Linked DNA regions of Homo sapiens: region 2 is linked to region 1. Evidence: chromatin contacts called from ENCODE Hi-C or POLR2A ChIA-PET data. All regions are on one chromosome and are shown on one strand. Each heading gives the region's core, a stretch centred on a gene start or an enhancer-like site at or near the end of the contact. The rest is flanking DNA. Distances are from core to core; before and after follow the strand shown. Region 1 overlaps INPP4B (inositol polyphosphate-4-phosphatase type II B). Region 2 overlaps INPP4B (inositol polyphosphate-4-phosphatase type II B).

Region 1 (2,700 bases), core at 39-2,538:
GTGTACACAGAACGTGAATTGGTTTTAGGCTTAGACTGTGTCTCCTCAAATGTAAATATAGCCAAAGAGTCTTGCTTTTGCTACTCAGTCCTGCATTATTCTAACACAAAATTTAGACAGGGCAGCTGAGTCTCTATGCATATCTCCATAATAGTATTCTTTTTTTTTTCAAATGGAGTTTAAGAAAGTATTCAGAGGTAAAAGTTACAAGAATGTTTATTGCATTATTGTTTATAATTTTAAATAGCAAAAAAGCTTTAATATGTTCATAAAGAGTAAGAATAAACCAATATATTAATGCAAAGTAATATAAGTAAAAAGGATACACAAATGCCATATGTGTCAACATGGATATATCACAAAAACAATATTGAGCAAAAAAGCACAAATTATAGAAAGATTCATACAAAACAACAGCAATAATATAGTCAAATGTGCAAAACTGTACCATATTTTTATGGATACATAAATATAGAGTAAAATGTGTATGAGGATGCAAAACATCAAATTCAGGATATTGATGTTCTCATAGGAGGGGAGGATTAAGGGTGGTAACCTGGAGGGGTACAAAGGGAGCTTTTACCCTATCTGTAAATATTTGTTTCTTACGAAAATTCCAAAGCTGAGCAATGGGTTCCCAAATGTGTGCTATGTATGATTTGTTCTTTTTTGTTTGAAACTTTTATAATTGCTTTTCAAAAACAGCACTGAGCCAAGATTCCAGGAAAGTGATTTCTAATGCCAATTCTACTGCTGCTTTGACGTGTAGTCTTAGGCAAATTGCTTAACCCTCTGTCCCTATTTCCTCAACTGCAAAATAAGGGCAAGAATCCGGTCATGCGTCATTGACCAGTAATGGAAAACAATGAATAAAACTCTTGGCAGAAAAGGCTACATTATTAAATTCTGTGTCACCTCTGAAAAACAGAAGATATTAGTAGCACTTAAAAAAGAGTTCACAGCCTCAGAGGGGAAGCCTACTTTCTCAGGTAAAAGTCAGAATGTATCCAAAGTAAGAAACAGTCTCCTCACACACGTGCAGTCACACACCCCAGTCACAAACATTCACAAACCCCATGACTATTCTCGTACCTCCCCAATGGAACAGAACAATCAAGTTGAGAGTCAGGTTTTAGGGCCTATATCCTCCTTGTTAGGTCAAATAGGTTTCTTCAACAAGAAGAGCTCTGACTTTGACGACCTGAATCACAGGCAGGGTATTAATAAGTAAACAGGAATGGAACCGTGGCCTTTTAGCTCACTGAACTGTGATGCTAATGATGTCAAATAGTTTCATTCTCTTATGGCCAAATAACTGTGTGGCCAGAAACTGTTCCAAGATGAATCAGAAATTATGGCTGCCTTCCCAGTCCCTAATCTACTCACTTCCCACACTAAGTGGCAGATACAAAATTGCCATGGGATGCACCACACTCCCACTCTGACGTCCATTTGTGTGATCCATACCCCTTGAAATCAAGACTAGTTCACGAATAGACATGATCTAAACCAGTTGGCACTAAATTCTCATCTTAGCAACTGTTTTAAGGATATGCAAGTGGCCTGTGCTGTTCCAGCTGAGTGAAGCTCCTGAAGAGGAAAGGAACCTCTTCTTAGCCCTTTGGTTGAGTGTGGGGTTAGCTCATAACAGCCATCTTTTAGCCACAAGACCAGACATAGGATAAAATTAACATAAGAGATAAGAGCAGCCTAATGATAAAATACAAAGGAGATATTGTTTTTTGTTTGCTTTTGTTTTTTGAGACAGAGTCTTACTTTATCACCCAGGCTGGAGTGCAGTGGTGTGACCTCGGCTCACTGCAACCTCTGCCTCCCTGGTTCAAGGGGTTCTCCCGCCTCAGCCTCCCAAGTAGCTGGGATTACAGGCACCCGCCATCATGCCTGGCTAATTTTTGTATTTTTATAGAAATGCGGGTTTCGCCATGTTGGCTGGGCTGGTCTCAAACTCCTGACCTCAGGTGATCCACCCGCCTAGGCCTCCCAAAGTGCTGGGATTACAGGCATGAGCCACCGTGCCCATCCTGAGATATTGTTTTATACTGCTGAGTCACTGAACCAACCCTCTCTTGAAACCTACCTTACTGCTAGAATTTTCAGTGAGGTTTATCAGCAAGTTTTCTTTATTGTTTAAGCTAGTTTGAATTAAGAGTTTTTGTCATTTGCAATCAAAAGCATTCTAAGGTAAGCAAATTGTTATATATGTATATTCAACATTGACCAGCCACAGTACAAATGTGTACTGTTGATTTAGAATGAGGAAAGGACAAGTCAGAGTATTTCTGGAGGGCAGCAAATCTATCACACCTGCAGTGATGGGTTTAAAACATAGTTCTACATTCTTCGACACTTTTTATTGAAAGACGTGGAATGTATGTCTCCTCAGGTTGAATCTGGGTGGGCTTCTGACTATCTTTTGACTAATGAAGTATGACAGAAGTAATGATCTGTGGCTTCTGAGGCCAGGTCTGAATTGATTATGCCTCTCCTGCCTGATAATTCTCTTGGAACTTGCCGACTGTATTCCTCATTTTGAGATGCTCCCTATAAGAACCCAGCCATTATGCTGGAAGAAGCCCAAGCCACATGGAAGGTCTTGTTTAGGTGCTTAAGTCAACAGTCACAGCTGAGCCCAGCCTTTGAGTGAGGTTATCCCAGGTGCCAGAATGTGAGTACAGAAAC
Region 2 (2,700 bases), core at 128-2,627, 320 kb after region 1:
CTTATGCAGCATGATATCCTGGAGAGAACCCGAGATCAGGCAGAATTCCTAAGCTGTGCTCCCAGATTTCCTGCTTTCTAGTTCTGTGGCACTGAGTAAGTCACAAACTCTGACACTTAATTGCCTCATCTATCTACCTACCTCTCAGGGTGGAAGTGAGGAAATTGGGCCTTTTTATAAATGGACTTTTCTATGCAAAAAAAAAGTTTACTAATATCATACTAATATATATTAATATCAACATTTACCAATATCTGGTGTTTTATTATTGTGTAAAATTGTTTTTATTGACTCAGTCATACTCAGCTTTTTAAAAGCTGTTACCAGGTCCAATATTTCTTCATAAATACCAAATTAGTACATGAGTCATTGCATTTCATAAGGTGAAACCTATTCACATCATGGATCTGTACATACTGAATCAGTCCCACCAGACGGCTGATAAATAATGAGTGATTGGATTGTTTTGTGAAGATATTACTCATATGATCACTATAAAATCTAATCCGTATGAGAATTATTTAGCAGCCAATAAAGAATCCTGAAAAATCTGTTTTCAGGAAAAAAAAAAAGTGAATGGGTGAGGTGGCTTATGCCTGGAATCCCAGCAATTTGAGAGGCCGAGGCCAGGATGACCTGACATCAGGAATTCCAGACCAGCCTGGCCAACATGACGAAACCCCATCTCTATTAAAAATACAAAAATTAGCTGGGCGTGGTGGCACACTCCTGTAGTGCCAGCTACTTGGGAGGCTGAGGCACAAGAATTGCTTGAACCCCAGGGGCGGAGGTTGCAGTGAGCTGAGATCACACCACTGCACTCCAGCCTGGGTGACAGAATGAGACTCTGTCTCATAAATAAATAAAAAGTTATATCTGTCTTCCAGCTATACTTACCACTGCTCATTAACCAAATATAATTCTACTCTAGGAGTGGCCTGCATCTGTGGCCTTCATCAGCTCAGAAGACTAAAAGAAAGCAATGCTTTGGGATTTTGCTTCTGTTTCGTTTTGTTTATTTAAGAATTCTACCCACTTCAATCTAATGGTCAGTAACAAACAAATGCTACTGCAATCCTTCATTCATCAGTAGATTTTTAATTTCTGCCTTCTTAATGGCTTTGCTTAGTATTGAATTGTTTAAAAGTGTTCTTAGACCTCAGAAGAGTTTAAATATGCAGGATGTTGATAGATGGGGATTCTAGTGTGCTTGTATCCAGTGTATTTTTTATTGAAATGTGGGAAAAATAATAATACAGAAGGAATATATTTTTAAACCATAATTTGTGACTTGTCATCAGAAAAAAAATAAAGAGCAATAAGTGACTTTTTATTTCCTGATTACTTTTGCTATGGTAACTAGTAACATGAGGGTTCACATTCTACTATGAGTAGCTGTGAGTGAGATGCCTACAGGCATCCCCAGCTCATATTTGTACAGGAGCCAGGCAGTTTTCACTCTACGAGAAGGAAATCCTCAGTGGAAGCATAATAATAAAAATAAATGGAGGGGGCCACATGCGGTGGCTCACGCCTGTAATCCCAGCACTTTGGGAGGCCAAGGAGGGCAGATTGCTTGAGGTCAGGAGTTCGAGACCAGCCTGGCCAACATGGCAAAACCCCATCTCTACTAAAAATACAAAAATTAGCTGGCCATGGTGGTGGGTGCCTTTAATCCCAGCTACTCGGAGGGCTGAGGTGGGAGAGTCGCTTGAACCCGGGAAGCGGAGGTTGCAGTGAGCCGAGATTGCGTCATTGTGCTCTAGCCTGGGCAACAGAGCGAGACTCCTTCTCAAAAAATAATAAATAAATAAATAAATAAATAAAGAGACTCAATATCTCCGGTGACTGAGACTCTATCTCAAAAAATAATAAACAAATAAAGACTCAATATGTCCAGGGAGGGCTAGGCACTGAACAAACTGGAAAGCTTACACTATGTCATAAGATGGAACCTCTATACAAAGTCATTGCCTGAAAAAATGAAGGCCCACTGTGTCCTTGATTTTAGGATTTCTCCAAAGCTTGAAATCCCCAGTCACTGTGCAGGTGAACACTGGAACAGCTGCACAAAATACATCTGTTTGATAGATTTGGCCAGAAGTTTTTCTGAGGAATAGAAATTGCCAAATTCTAGTCTTGACGCTTACAGCTACTACCTAGCCTCTTAGGAAGAGGGCACAGATTTTCTTCTGCTCCAGTAGTTCTCACTGGAGAGTCCAGAGCTAAAAGGTGGGACTCTTCAGGATTTTTGTGAAATCAAAGATACTGTCTATACCAAAATACTGCTTTTTATAAAATATCAGTTTCTGTTTCCTGTGGCCATTATTTCAAAATCAGGTGAAGGCTATTGAGTCCATGATCATTTCTATCATTCCAACCAATTTTGGCTGGAAGCCTAAAAATACCTCTTGATTCACATCAGAGAGCTCAGTCTCAGCAATAATCAATTTGAAGTAGAACACAACTGTTCATTCAGGTGCTTTTGAGTTCAGCAACACTGCTCGAATTCAAGTAGTTGTAAAGCATACATTAGACAAGGGGGGTGTCAACAAGCAGATGCCTGCCCCAGGCTTTCACGAGAGTGGTGGTGTGAACCACTGAGGCACTGTGAATTGGTGGTCAACCCCAAGTGACCATCTCTTTCCCCCTAAGAAAACTTTCTTCTGTGAAGTGAGGTCTTTTCTCTTGCCTCACTCT

Evidence for each region. Hi-C counts contacts between places; a loop is a spot of excess contacts on that map. ChIA-PET counts read pairs that join two places held with the same protein, here RNA polymerase II (POLR2A). Pooled maps may share reads with other maps.
Region 2: a map of ascending aorta shows a loop between it and region 1 (2.4-fold over the local background). The contact joins two enhancer-like sites. A Hi-C loop is called at or near these places in 2 of 168 maps with a recorded cell type or tissue (ascending aorta and endothelial cell of umbilical vein) and 2 of 50 pooled maps. POLR2A ChIA-PET finds 5 or more read pairs at or near these places in 1 of 52 experiments (PC-3).

Annotation. Positions count from the first base shown.
Region 1 is chr4:142,090,548-142,093,247 of GRCh38, forward strand. The region is part of intron 23 of INPP4B (inositol polyphosphate-4-phosphatase type II B); the gene reads right to left. Among named protein-coding and RNA genes, the nearest start is that of IL15, 460 kb to the left of the region's middle. Within about 2 kb of position 1,289, at least 10 of the 41 ENCODE cell types and tissues checked have a DNase peak (open chromatin) inside an H3K27ac peak, as active enhancers do; they include PC-3, where a contact is called at or near this core.
Region 2 is chr4:142,407,699-142,410,398 of GRCh38, forward strand. All of the region lies in intron 5 of INPP4B (inositol polyphosphate-4-phosphatase type II B), which reads right to left. Among named protein-coding and RNA genes, the nearest start is that of INPP4B, 440 kb to the right of the region's middle. Within about 2 kb of position 1,378, at least 2 of the 41 ENCODE cell types and tissues checked have a DNase peak (open chromatin) inside an H3K27ac peak, as active enhancers do; they include PC-3, where a contact is called at or near this core.